2 separate regions of the Mus musculus genome follow, and region 2 is linked to region 1. Evidence: chromatin contacts called from ENCODE Hi-C or POLR2A ChIA-PET data. All regions are on one chromosome and are shown on one strand. The core of a region is the stretch at or near the end of the contact, and the rest is flanking DNA. Distances in the headings are between cores, read along the strand shown. Region 1 holds the start of Sipa1l2 (signal-induced proliferation-associated 1 like 2). Region 2 overlaps Sipa1l2 (signal-induced proliferation-associated 1 like 2).

Evidence for each region. Hi-C counts contacts between places; a loop is a spot of excess contacts on that map. ChIA-PET counts read pairs that join two places held with the same protein, here RNA polymerase II (POLR2A).
Region 2: a loop to region 1 is called in a map of heart, with 4 times the contacts of the local background. The contact joins the enhancer-like site here to the promoter of Sipa1l2 in region 1. A Hi-C loop is called at or near these places in 12 of 37 maps with a recorded cell type or tissue (Patski, T-helper 17 cell, adrenal gland and 2 more). POLR2A ChIA-PET finds 5 or more read pairs at or near these places in 3 of 5 experiments (Patski and embryonic stem cell).

What each region holds. Positions count from the first base shown.
Region 1 is chr8:125,564,649-125,571,639 of GRCm38, reverse strand. Sipa1l2 (signal-induced proliferation-associated 1 like 2) reads left to right here and starts at 1,777. Exons shown (of 22, transcript NM_001357372.1): 1 at 1,777-1,985.
Region 2 is chr8:125,460,373-125,467,884 of GRCm38, reverse strand. It overlaps Sipa1l2 (signal-induced proliferation-associated 1 like 2), which reads left to right. Exons shown (of 22, transcript NM_001357372.1): 10 at 3,459-3,733. Among named protein-coding and RNA genes, the nearest start is that of 4930566D17Rik, 58 kb to the left of the region's middle. Within about 2 kb of position 6,229, at least 1 of the 3 ENCODE cell types and tissues checked has a DNase peak (open chromatin) inside an H3K27ac peak, as active enhancers do; it is heart, where a contact is called at or near this core.

The DNA of each region.
Region 1 (6,991 bases), core at 528-3,027:
ACTCACAACCATCTGTAACAGGATCTGGTGTCCTCTTTTGGTGTGTCTGAAGATAGCTACAGTGTACTTACATATAATAATAAATAAATCTTTAAAAAAAGACTGATGTAGGAATTACTTCATCAGAAGTTAAAAAAAAAAGTTTAGAATTGGAGAGCGAGAGTTCCTAGATTCTGTTTTCTTAAGAATTCCCAGGGTAATGAGGCCTTTGAAGGGCAGAGAGGGAGGCTCGCAGGACAGTAACAGGAGATGACGAACCTATGGTAGCTCACTCTAGCTTTCATTTGCTTGAGAGATTGCTTGAAGTCATGTATGTCCACAGCATGGCTGCAATGACCAGAGAAGCCAGAAGAGGGCCTCTGATCCTCTGAACCTGGAGTTACAGATGGTTGTAAGTTGCCACTGAGAGCCTGGTACAGAAGCCAGGTCCTTGGCAAAAGCAGAGAACGCCCTTAACTTCTGAGGAATCTGACTCACGCTGGCTTTTAGACAAGCTCCGTTGAATGCCTCATGGCTGGTATTTTTCTTGGAAACCCCAGCAATCTCCGTACCTTCGCCAAAAGAGGCATTTTATATTTGTTTCTGTAAGATACCTGAGCCCGCAGCCACGCCCTGCCTTCCTCTCTGGCGCTGTATTCCACAGTCTCTGCCCCGGTTTAATCTGCCCCCTCCCCCACCTCACCCCCAAGCACAGAGCAGGGTCTGGTAAAAAGTTTCCCAGAAAGCACTGCAGCACAGGACTTTTCTCAGACTTCATGTTTGTGGAATGCATACACAACTTCTGCAAACGGTAGGTATAGGGAGACCATCCAGAAAGACCTCAAAACCTGGAAATCTCAGGAGCATAATGTCATATACAGGTTGCTGGCATGTTTTACAAGGCCCATTCCTACGCATTACACCTGTATTTAAAATGATATATAAGAGATTGGACAATGTGCACGCAGAGAAATGCAGCTTGGGTGGGGACCCACTGTTTAAACTTCACCAGGATGTGTGCTCGTAGTAGGAAGCACTGCGACAGGGAAGGAGAGATAACATTATTAACATTATCTCTTCCAGGGAGGAGTTCAAAGTCCCAAACAAACCATTTCAGGACTCTGGGGACGTAAGGTGGAGCCAGCTCTGCCACCTGCTCCGGCCTTATTTACTCCTCCTGCCCGTGCATCTCAAAATAGAGCCCAACGCCGCTCTTCTGCAGCCGGCCGCAGGTGAGGCTCCCGGCGGTTGGGGGTAAAGGGGGTAGACAGGGCCGGAACACCGAGAGCAGGCGTGGGCCCGCTCGTGCATCGCTCCTGGCTCAGGTTCCCCGGCCCGCGCGACTACAGCTTGCACTTTTGCGTCAAGTCCGTCCCTCGGGCTTCGCCAGGCCGTGGTGACTCTCAAGGGTCCGGACATGGTGCGAGCATGTACGAATGAGAGTCCACACCCGGAGAGCACCGGTCGTTCCGAGGGCACCCGGGCTCGCGAGCACTCCGAAGCCGGCCGCCTGTCCCCGTAAGCCGAGGCCTCGCGCTCGCCGCGACCTGGAGAATCGCTCTCCGAGGACGCTCGCGCTCGCGCGCGCCCGACCGCGAGGGGCGAGTCTGGCCAGGAGGCGCGCCAATGGGCGTGGGCGGAGCGCTCGGGGCGGGGCCTGTCCGGTTGGCCAATGGGCGTGGGCGGAGCTTTAGGGGCGGGGACCGTCCGGCCACCGGCCAATGAGAGGGGGCGGCGCGCTCGGGGTGGGGTCTTTCGGGGCACCGGCCAATAGGCGGGGGCGGAGCGCGTGGGGGCGGTGCCGGGGCGGGCGGCGGCGGCGGGAGCCGGCTGCAGACGGAGCCGGGCGGCCGAGGACGCAGCGCGGCGCCTGGCGACAGCTCGAGCCGCGGGCGCAACGGCCGCGCGGGGAGCGCGCCCATGGGTAGCGCGGGACGGCGGCGGGCGGCGAGGCCCTGGCTTCTGCGCGCCGGCCCTGGCGGGGTCCAGAGGACCGCGGCTCCGAGGTGCGTGCCGGGGGGTGCGGGGTGCAGGGCGCAGGGACCGGACCTGCCCGGCTGCGCGCAACTTGCGGGCCGCTCCCCCGGGACTCCCGCTCCTTTGTACGCGCGGGCTCGCGTCTCCGCGGGTGAGGACCGCGGTCGGGAAGCGACCGGCAGCGCCGGCACATTCATTTGAGCCTGGTCGCAGAATCCCGAGAATCAATTTCGGCTCGTCTCCCGGAGAGCGAAAGCCGAGGACAACTTGGCGTCACCCCTTGGGGAGACGTTTGTCGTCATTAACCATCTTCGGCTACATTAATTCAGTCCGGGCCAACGTCAGCACGGGCGAACGGACAGCAAGTGCGTCCTCACGAATTGGGGCTGGGCGATACCTGATTTTGGTCAAAACAGGTCTTAGGCGCTTCGGGTTCTGCTTGGAGTTGCCTCGGTCTGCGCAAGGATGGCTTTGAGAAAGAAGGCCAAACAGCGAGGGGGAAAGGCAGAATGCAGAACACCCCAAAACCCAAGTCATCCGCAGAAAACGGGGCGTCTTGGTTATTCTCATTGGTTTTCCCCAGTAACTTCAAAATAGTCCCAGAAATGTTCCTTTTGTCTGCGGTTTCACTTCTAAACTTTAACACTAGATGGCTTTCTTATGACAGGCATTTTAGTCCGCTGCCCGCTTGAGTTTCCTGCGTCTGCAGTCTAGGCTGGGATTTATTTATTTATTTAACGTCTTACAAATTGGAATGAAAGGAAGAAACTATCCCAAACTGCTGCTTTATTTGAAACATAGTACTCCCCTGTAAGGCTTAAACTGGTTATTATATTTCTTTTTTCAAATATGGAAAGTGGGCTTTGATCTCTAGCGACCAGAGGTGACTACGAATGAGCGAGCTGCTTGTTACTGGGCTCTGCATCGCGGAGGTCTTGATGTCTTTGGAGAATGTGGAGTTCTTGGGTGGGTTTGGTGATAAGAGCTGCATAGATTTCGACATGCTGTTTATGGCTAGCTGGAGCGGTTTCCGGAACAGGCAGCAATGGGATCTATTGCAGGGGGTGGAGGGTGGTTGGGAGGGGGGAAGAATAGTCTATCTTCAGTTTTGGGCGCGTGTGAGGCTGTTCATGCCTAAGGGTTGACCGGCAGCATTTGAGGAAGATCTGTAGCTGAGTGCGTCTGCCTGAGTCATACTGAGGGTTGTGTCACGGACCTCTGCGTTTCCTTCTCCCCTGGTGAGATCTGGCTTGTCTCTTCCCAGCACGGCTTTTTAATGACTAGTACAGTCTAGTCATTAAACTAGTGCCTCTAGTTAACCGATCAGTGGCCACAGCAGATTCTTACATTCTGGGTTAAGTACTTTTTTTTTTCAGGGGGTCGGATTTGGGAATTAAACCTATAGGCTTGGGTATGATAGACAAGCACCCTACCACAAAGCTACATTCCCAGCCTCATTTATTGTTATTTCAAAACAGTGAGCCATTTACTATTATTTTGAAAGAGGCTCACTAAGCTGCCTAGGCTGACCTCACGCTATAGCTCAAACAGACTTTGAACTTGTGGTCCCCTGCCTCATGATTGGCTTGGATGACAGGTGTGCTCTGCTCCACCCCAATTCATTTTCCTTACTTTTGTTCTACAAGTAAAACATCACAGGTAGCCCAAGTCTTGCCCTGGTGGTAGGCAGGCTTATTAGCTGAAGAAATTGAAATTTGGCTTTATAGTTATTTCTTGTGGTTTGGCTGGCTTAAATTATAACGTTAAATTTGTATGTTCTAAATTAAAGTGTATTCATAAATAGCTAAAGGGGGGGGACCCCAACTGGGTAAATGTCTGGGGAACATAGCAAACAGGAAGGGCTTCCCTCAGTACCCACGTGCTACCTATAGATGGGGTGAGGTGAACTTGCATAAGAAGCCCTGTAGACATTTCCTCCGGAGGATGGAGAGAGCACAACACAGCATCCAGTTAGGAGGTGGAGGTGGAGCTTCTGCCTGGGAGTGCGGCTGAGAATTGCACTGTCTGGCTTAAGTGTATAGTTTTTAGAGCATGATTTTGTTATTGTAAAATATTAGGCTCTCGCCAAGAGCGTTTGCTTTAGCGCTGTAACTTCTAGCTTCGTTAGTGGGATCATCATCTTGGTCAAAGCTATGGAGTATACATTTGGAAGGTGCAACCCCTCTCCCCGTATGATAATGCATGGGCTCTTTGATACCTGAGCTTAGTCACTTTTCCAGAGTTTGGGGAATCCTCTTCACCTGAGATAAAAGGGACAGTTGGTTGGATACACTTGAAGATCTATTTCTGAAACAGGTGTTAGTACAAATCATTATTATCTGGTAATTGAAGCTGGCTTGACAAGGCCGTGCACAGGCCTCCCAACTGTGCTTCTGTTTACATGGACCTGCTTCTCACCCTTGGCTCCACCAGTACTTGTTAACCCCAGCTTTAGAGAACCTTGGCTTGTCTTTAAACTTCTGACCTCAATGTGGAGGTAGTTTTAGATATGTGTCTTTACAAAGACACCGTGAGTCCTAAGAGAACATGGACTGACCATACTTGTTTACTTAAGTAAAATATGAAGTCAAGCCTTGTAGACTACAAAAACCCGAGGTCTAGATTCTCTTCCTGAACCTACACAAGTGCTTCTTTTTCGGGTGAGAAGAAGGGGTAGGAACCTCAAGGGGCAGTCTCTAGTCCCAGGTGAGTTTGGATAAAGTATAAACCTTTTGGCTCCAAAAATATTGGTTTCTGTCTCTCTGTCACTGTCTCTGTCACTCTCTTCATTTCATTTTTTATTATTTAGAGTGAGTGTGTGTGTCCGTCTGTGTGTGTGGCATGGTGTGTGTGTAGGTCAGAGGGCAACGTGTAGAAGTCGATTCTCCTCTCATCACATGCGCTTTTGGGTCTGAACTCAGGGTTGGCAGCAAGTGCCTTTACCTACTGAGCCATCTTGCCAGCCCCCTTTGTTTCTTTATTGTTTAAAAATGCATGTATTAGAGCAATAAAAATGTCTGTTTGGCCAGAATGGTTTATATTTCCCATGATTACGAGTTCTGCTGGATTCCGTGTATTGTAAGTTTGTGTACAGTGAACCTCCGTATATGGATTTACAGTTGCTAGGTTTACCTTTGAAGTCAGTGGCTCAGGAATCGCTTTTCGCTGCCAATTGCATTCAGCTATGACCCTTTTTAAGGAGCGGTAACCATGCAAGTGGAATTCAAATGTCTCCCAACTTCAAGGGTAAATTGGTTTGATGGTCTCTGACCCTGAGTTCAGAGTGACAATAGTGGCGAGTGCTCTGCAGCTCAGATCTGATGCTTTTCTCCTGCGAGAGCCACTGTAGTAGTGCAGGCTGCTTCTGAGACCTGTTTCCTATGCTGTGTTGTGTGGAGACTGAGTAGTGGACAGTGCGACAGGCTGTGAGCTGAGTGTGATTGTCATGGAGCATCTCTGTGCCAGAAAGGATGTAAGTGAAGCAGAAATGCCTTCATGCGTACCACTGTTTCCATCCATCTATAAAACTTAGAAAACAGAACCAAGCCACATGTGGTGGTGTACTCTGATGATCCCAGCACTGGGAGCAGAGGCAGGAAGACCAGGAGTTCAAAGCCATCCTCAGCTACATAATGAGTTCTGCAACAGCCTGGCCTACATGGGACCCTGTCTCACAAAATCAACACAAAAGCAGATTTTAAGGAGGTTAGGTTTATATGCATTTGGCATTGCTACCCTAACCATATTACTTAAATATGCGTAAGTATATTAATGAAACCAACTCTAGCCATCACTATTATCAGTGCTTTTAATCAAGATAACATAAAACCGTATATGGTAGCCCTTGTGATCTCAGCACTAAAGAGGTTGAGGCAGGAGGATTGCTGGGAGTTTGAGGGCAGTCTGGCCTACAGAGTTGGGGCTCCATCTCAAAACAACGAAAGAGAAGAAGAAAGTAACAGGAGAAAAGATGTGTATTGGGCTTGGTCCCCACATGGGGTGTGTGTGTGTGTGTGTGTGTGTGTGAATGTGTGTGTGTGTGTAGGCATGTGTGTGTGCATGTGAGTATGTGTGAGAATATGTGCATGTGATTGTGTATCTGAGTGTGCGTGTGAGAGTGAGAGAACATTTAGTAAAGTGACCTCACATCTCATCTGACACCCCCCCTCCCCACACACCTTTCCCTTGTTTCATAGTGAGGCTGTCACTGGGCAAAGGGTTTAGAGAGCACAGCCTGCTTTCCCCAGGGTTCTCCACTGCTTAGCTCCTACCGTGTGGTTTCTGACTGCACTGAGAACCGAACCTGTGGCCTTAGCACAGCCAGGCAAGGTGACTGAGCTACGTTCCCAATAGGCCCTAGACAGCTTCCAAAGGGGATTTTCCTGTAGTCACTCAGCAGGGCCTGTGGGAGTGGGGATTTAATACCACTTTTTGATGGTTTCAGCCCTCAAAAGATTTTAATCTTTGTTTGCAGTGCTTGAGGCTTGAACTCTGGTTTCATACATGCTGGTGTGGTGTTCTCTCAGTGAGTCGGGTGCCTGCTCTGCTTTTTCTTTTCAGACTAAGTTGCCCAGGCTAACCTTAAACTCCGTCACTATCCTAGGCTAGTCTTGAACTATCTCGGGATCTTTTGGCCTCAGCTTTCTGAGTAGCTGGGAAGACAGAGCTGCGCCACCAGGCCTGACATTAGGAAGTTTCTATAGAATATATAGAATATAGACTATATAGACTATAGAACACAGCCTATGCTACCTTGTCATTGTAACTTTACTGTTTCAGGACAAATTCTCTAGAGCAGTGGTTCTCCTCAACCTTCCCTGCCACCCTTCAATACAGGTCCTCATGTTGTGATAATCCCCAACTGTAAAATTATGTTTGTTGCTACTTCATAACTGTAATTCTGCTACTGTTATGAATCGCAAATGTCTGATATGTGACTCCAAAGGGGTCACGACCCCATAGGTTGATCTAGAGAGCCATTCACCTCTGCATCCAAGTTGTCAAAGTGGGGCCCAGTGAGCAGGGTGTCTATGGC
Region 2 (7,512 bases), core at 4,980-7,479, 110 kb after region 1:
CCATGTCCCATTTGTATGGCGCTGGAGATCACACCCAGGGTGTGAGAGTTGCATGGTAGTTGAGTGATCCACCAACTCACCGTCCACAGCCTACTGTTTTGTTTGTAAATAAGAGTCAGTGAACATAATTAGCGAAGCTCCCACAACCCCATGACTAGGAAAGCTGAGCCAACTTCAAAGAATGTTATGAACCATTTCTGTAATAGTTGAAGAGAAACCAGAAGAAAATTTAAAATATTTCATGTTTGTGTGATAGACACTACACACACATAAAAATACAGATTTGCTATTTGCTAATGACTGGGCCCTCTTTACTCCCTTTTGCATGTTTGTATAGCAAATATTTTAATTTAAAGATGTTAAATGTGAGGCCAGGCAATGGTGGCACACACCTTTAATCCCAGCACTTGGGAGGCAGAGGCAGCCGGATTTCTGAATTCGAGGCCAGCCTGGTCTACAAAGTGAGTTCTAGGACAGCCAGGACTACACAGAGAAGCCCTGTCTCGAAAAACCAAAAAAAAAGTTAAATGTAATGTTAATATCTCCTATTTTACAAAATTAGACAGTAAGTTAGGAAATGAAAAGAGTCATCTGTCAAAGAGAGAGACTTCTGAAAAGAGGGGGAGCGTTAAGGTCTGGGGCTGGACAAGGCCAGTGAGTCAGTTAGCAATGAGCTTGCTGTACAAGCATGAAGACCTCAATTTCCTCCTGAGCACGCATGGAACAGGCGTGGTGCTGTACACCTGTAATCCCAACACTGGGCAGGCAGAGGTGAGAGAATCCTTGCTAGCCAGCATCATCACCTGGTCTGAGAACCTCAAATCGCAATAAAGAAACCTCATCTCAAAACCAAGGTGGACATCTGAGGAGTGACGCCCAGGTTGACCTCTGACCTCCGTACACACACGCATGTACACACACGCATGAACACACACACACAGATTAAAAGATGGGGTCTTCCCATGTAACCCAGGCTGTCTGGAGCTTATAGAATATCCCAGGCCAGCTTCAAACTTGAGACCCTCTGGCCTCAGCCTCTCGGGTGCTGGGATTACAAGTATGCGCCTCCATGCCTTAATGTGACTTTAACACCAAACCTCAGCATTGTGCCCAAGGTAGGAAACAAGTCACAGTTTTGTTCCCAGTGATTTTCTTTGTGTGTGCTTTAGAACAATAGCAATAATTTGCTGTTTGGATTGCTTGGTGCAGTACAAGAAGAAAGCACGTTTCAGACATAGAACATCTCACTGGTCAATCCTCTCCCAAGGAGATGCATTGCGTAGTCAACTGAGAATCACTAAAAAGGGATACAGATTACACTTCCTGTCCTTCCGTCCCGGAGAGTGAGTCTCTTTTATTATTACAAGGCTGTCTTGAGAGAGTAGAATCAGCCAGTATCTGTTGGTGTTGGAGTGGTTACAGTCATTGCAGGCAATGTCTATCTAAGACCAGCGAGTTAGAGGTGGTAGGGACCCCACATTTTTGTAGATGGTGATCTTACTGTCTGTTGCGTGTGGTACAGAGTACAGCCAGAAGTGTACGCTGTACATATTGGAGGAGACTTCACTCCCAGAGGGACCTTGGGTGTGCCATCTGAGAGTCCTGGGAAGCCATCCTCAGAGGGCCATGCTTGGGTGGAGGTTTCCCTGTCACACTTGAACCTAATAGACTTTGAATAAAGACCCTCTATTTGCACTGGCCAGTGGGCCCCACAAATCATGGAGATGGTGGCAGGCATGTGGATGGGAGATGCTGTTTTCACAGGGTTATTATGTCTGCGTAAGTACATGGGGCACTTGAGAGACGAGAGAGCCTGCTCTACCGTCAGGGATGTCTGGATGACTTGGGTAACACTAGGGAGGAAGTCAGGAGCAGCACTAGCTGATGCTGCCTAGCCAGTCTCTCCAATTAAACTTCAGGAAGCAGCTTCGTTCTCTCTCATCTGCCAGGACGTAGGCATCTTAGATGCCACTGTGTTAAGGCTGCTTAGAGCAAAGTTGGAAAAGAGGTGAGGACATGTCTGTGGAGGTTGGCACCGAGGGATTGCTCGGTTAACTGTTTGGAATGAGTTCAGATCAGTGAAAAGTTGAACCTTTTGGAACTTCCCTCCTGACTGACACCAGCGCTCCCTTTCTGCTGAGTCCCCAGCTTCATGCTGGTCTGGGAGAAGCCAACTGGCTTTTGTAACCATGGAAACCTAGGCCAGATGCTGATGCAGGGAGCAAGCCACAGCTCCCCAGCTGCGCTCACAGCCACGGGGCTCAATAATAGGAATGTGTGTGTTCAGAGCCAGGTTCCTGGACGCGAGAGTTTATTAAACTGAAACTCTGTACACTGCCCCCAGGGCTTTGGGGATGGGGGATGATACCTCCCAACTTGAAATTTCCCACAAAAAAAGTGATGTCATCATCTTCAAATGATGTTTAATGAGCCATGTTTTCCTTTCATGGCATTGTAAGCCACATTCCATCAGTGCCTCTGAGGGTTACAGTGACCAATTACCTTACTTGTGGCACCAAGCCACTGAGCTGGCTCTCTCAAGTTCTTGGTATACTGTGTAGACTCCTAGTCTTCGAGGGGAGTGTCATTGGAGCTTCCTGGGATATCCCTTAGCCTCCAGGGCACAGGTGACAGAAGGAAGGGTGGCTATAGGAACAGAGGGCTCCTCTGCTACCTGCAAAGCCCCTCATTGATCAGAAGGGCCCTTGGGACCAGATGGACATAGGTGGTCACTCCCAGGAGGCCAGGTAGGACAGATTAGGAAGTCTTCAGGCCAGTGCATCTGAGACAGTTGTGGCTTTTCTCACAGTCCATTCTCTCCTGGGCCCTTCCTGAACACAGGCCACGTGTTGCTGTTCTGAGTTAGATACAAGTACCCAACCTGGCAATGGTAGCGCATGCCTTTAATCCCAGCACTTGGGAGGCAGAGGCAGGCGGATTTCTGAGTTTGAGGCCAGCCTGGTCTACAGAGTGAGTTCCAGGACAGCCAGGGCTACACAGAGAAACCCTGTCTTGAACCACCCACCCCACCCCACCCCCAAAAAAAAAAACATACCCAGAAAGCCTTGGAGTCTGAGAAATGAGGTTGTCTCCTTCTTTCTCTTGCTGTACTGCATCCAGAGGAGAGGAATTCAAGTTCTTTGGAGCCCTGTTAGTGACAGGAAGTGGAGGGACTAGCAGAAAACGTGCAGAGCTCACGGCTTCTCCAGCCAGGCAGCCTGCCACATGAGCCAGGGTAAAACCCAGCTTTGGTTCTGTTGTTCTTTGTCAAGGGCAACCATGGTGAACTTTGGATTCAGATACCTTCCAGGTCACTTGAAGGGACAGAGGGGTGGCTGAGGATAGAGCCAAAGGGGAGAGGGGCTTGCTTAGATATGTGCAGGTGGTCCCCAGTGGGATCCCATCTGTGGTATCCAGGGAGAAAGATCAAACCTGCCTAACAGCTTCCCTCCCCTCAGATAGTAACAAGAGGCTGCGAGACTGTGGAAATGACCCTGAGACGAAACGGGCTGGGTCAGCTTGGCTTCCATGTGAACTTTGAAGGAATTGTTGCCGATGTGGAACCTTTCGGCTTTGCCTGGAAGGCAGGCCTTCGCCAAGGGAGCCGGCTTGTGGAGATCTGCAAGGTGGCTGTGGCCACGCTGACCCACGAGCAGATGATTGACTTACTGCGGACATCTGTGACTGTGAAAGTAGTTATCATCCAGCCCCACGAGGATGGCTCTCCCCGCAGGTAAGACCAGGAGGCTGGGCAGTGTGCACTGTCACCAGGGACATTCCTGCCTGCCTGCAGGATCCTCAGAGAGCTGGTGAGCTGTCAGTGGACACCTGAGCCATTGGCGCACTAGTTAAAGGGTTTCAGATGAGCATGTGGCATGCACCATTGGTGCGCTAAAGAGTGACACCAGATATTGACTGTGAGACTGAGTCACCAAGACCAGGGGGTGGGTCCATTTGGCTCACCTGACCTATTGAGACTGAGTGTGCACAACCTTCACAGCCTGCACAGCTCAAATCAGGATGAGTAGCTAACAAGGCAGGGCCTGTCTGGAGCAATGTGAGACTGTAGGCAGATTCTGGGGGCCATGCTGTTCTCACACTGAAGCCTCAGAGGTGTCCAACAGGGACAGGGCATCTGCACATAGGTGGTAGGAAGGGACAGGCATAGGTGTGGGAGTGGTCTGTCTGTCTGCTGCAGACAGATGGTCGTGGCACTCAGCCTTAAGGTGACACCACTAGGTCTGTCCAACCTCTGCATCCTCAGCAAGAACTGCTGAGAGTCATAGGTGAGTTTCAAACCTTGACGTTTTACTTTCGTGTGGTTCTTTTAGTACAGGTGTGTGGGCTCTGGTGGCCATGCAGCTTGTGTCTGTCTCCATCCGGTTAGTCATGAGGCAGGCCCCAGAGTTTACCTGCTGGGAGGATGCAGGAGGCTGAGGTCAGGGCCCTGCTGTGTGGTCATGGGGAAGGAAGGAGTCCTAAAGTTCCTTTCACATCTGCACCACAGGGACCCTGATCCCTCAGAGTACTCAGAACTTACCAGCATGATTAGTGTTTGCTCTACATTTCAGTTGAGGGGGAAAGACGATTGCTTTAAATTCGCTCAAGTTTCTGTCACTTTTTAATTAATTTATTCTTCTCTCATATATTACATCGCAGCTGCAGTTTTCCCTCCCAGGCCCCTCCCCGCTGCTCTTCCCCAACAAATTCCTGTCATATCAAAGGGGACATTTTTATGAGGACAGTGCATTGGCTGTATCTACCTTCTGGACTCAGGACACAAAGGTCTCCTTTCTCCTCCCTCATAGGGGCACACGCCTGGTCGCATCTGTGCCATGCCCAAGCTGCATGCAGCTGCCACACACTTGAAGCATGGCTGAATTTTTCACTTTAATTAAATCAGCTTAATTAACCACAGGTGGCTCTAATGGCCGCCCCTTTGGGGAGCTCATCCCTAAATGGGGATCTTTTAGAAAACAAACCACTCCGCTCTGTGTCATCTTGGTCTCGGTGGTTAAGATGCCAGAGTTTGTAAAGTCTGTTAGATTGAACTTACTTAGCACTGGCTCCCAGCCTGGTGGGTTTGTTTTTGTGATGCTGTGGATAGAACCAGAGGCCTTGTGCACACTAGGCGTGGACTCCACCCTTGAGCTCCAGCCCTAGCCCCCTGGTCTTTCAGTGGCCATGTTTCCTACATTTGCCAATAGGTTTATAAAATAAAGGTTTAAAAAGAGCTGAAATCCTTCTTGGTGTTAAAGGTCCGACTCCTGTAAAGCCCTCACAAGGAGTTTCTCATAACCTCACATTTCCAGACTCTGCCCATTAGACCCTACCGCCTTGTCCCAGGACCCCATGAGCCAAACTTAAGATAAAGAAGCCACAATGGAAGATAAAAAACTATTTCATAAAACAAAAGTCAAATTGAGTAAGAGCTAAGCTTCCTCTCGGCCTTCCTAGAATAGAAGCTGACGTGGCCTGTAAGTGAACGTCTTTGACAGCAACTTTTAAGGGCATCTGTGGTGGGAATACAGATGTGTGCCTCCTCTGTCAGCAAGGGTCAGGTCTTCAGTTTCTCCTGGAGACAAGACAACTGCAGAGATGAGTGAAAACGTTTCCAGACCTGATATAGGTTTGGTCTGCTGTTGCTCTGTAAGAAACTCTAGAAGCTTTTAAGAACGTTAGATAATAAAAATAGTAACATTCTCATTATGCCTGGTATTTTGAGCACATGATTTCAAAGAATAGAATTTCCTAAGGAATATTGAATTGTTTTTCAGCTAAAACAAATAAACAAAACTACAGAGTGGATGTTTTTGCTGCTGTCTTTTCCTCAAGAGCATGTTTTTCCTCCAAAGAGGCTTTCTTATCTGCCTGGATCTGCCTATAATTAATTCTTTGTTTTAAGTGCAATTGAAAATAGCCAGGATATTTATTCAGAGACTTCGCCTTTGTTGATGCCCTTCCCAGAGCACACAGTCTTCTCCTTACATTGCTCAGCTGCCCTCTCTCTGTTCTCACCTCTGGGGAAGGAACCAACCCAGCACACATCAAGCAGGACTCTCCATTGAGCTTTTTTAAAGTTAGTGTTTTCATTCTTCCTGATTCACTTTCACTTCTGATGGGGATGGGCCCTGAGAATGGTATGTGCTGTAGTCAGAAGTCCTCTGCCTGCAGCCCTGTCACACCAGCTCTTAGCTATGCAGGAAGTGCTGCTCTGGGTGTCCCAGCCATGCCCCAGTACAGTCAGGCCCTGTAGTACTCTGTTATGTTAGAAAGAGGGAGTTCATGTATGTGTCTCACACATGCTCCTGTGTGCATGTTGCTAGAGGCCTCAGGAATGCTAGGCAAGTACCAAGCTGCTTTCCCAGCTTACGTATGCATGCACATGCACACCAATAAATAATAAACCTTTTAAATAAAACTGAAAACTCTCTTTAAGGGCAGCTTACATTGGTTTCATGGTCCTATAGTTAAGGATACAGGATTTGCCTGAGGCTCTGACATCACATTTGATTTGTGGTGTGGAAAATTACCTCCATCTTCTTTCATAAATTGGCTCTTAGAGCCTGTCAGGAAGGAAAGGAGTTAAATGAGCAGTTATGTGCATGTGCACACATCTGTGTGATTTTTTACTATGTAGTGGGCCTCTGTGCAAGTTCTATGAGGGTGACAGACACGGCAAAACTAGCTAATTATAAGGAATCTTACCTCAGTGCTGTGCCTCTCTGAATGAGAAAGTGCCTCATTCATTCATAGATAGATAGATAGGTTGATTGATAGATAGATAGATTAGCTCAGTAATACTCTTACAGGATATCAGTGAGAAATAATTTGAGAACCCATCTGCTTCCTCCTGCAGCCTGAGGGGCCTTCAGGTTAATGGGCACTTCTGGCTGTCCTCAGGTCAGTGATGCCTGCCTGGTTCCACCCTTCACTACAGAGTTGACTGAAGTCTTGTGTGGAGCTGGTGTGTTTGTGTGAATCAAAAGCCACGCCTGCTCTGAAGTCATTTCTGAGCCTCAAGGACAGTCCAGCTGCCTGCCTCCACCCTGCTCCCAGTTGAAAGAAACCAGGGCCACTTTTGGTTTCTTGATGGAGTTGGTGGGGGAAGCTCATTAAGGAATCTCCTGCTGGGCCAGGACCCTTGAGTAAATTCTAGCCCATCTCGGGAGCGACCCGGAGCACCGGGGATGACTCTTCAAATGGAAATGAGCTGAGGAATGGGCTCATTCTGGCTACTGGGCCGGAAGTGCTGCCACTCCCTGGGCTGCCTGATTAAGGTCTTTCTGACTGAGATTACTAAGTAGGTGCAGGGCTTGCCAGGAAGTATGCAGACCTGAGTTTAGATCCCTAGGCCCACAGGAGAGCAGCCCTGGGAGGTTGGAAGCCCAGCGTTCCTCTGGCAAGACGGGAGGCAGAGCTAGGAAGCCCCAGAAGTTCAGGGCCTGCCAGTCTGCTGTGCATCAGCGACCCCCGTTTCAAGGTGGACCGTGAGAATAGACACCCAGGGTT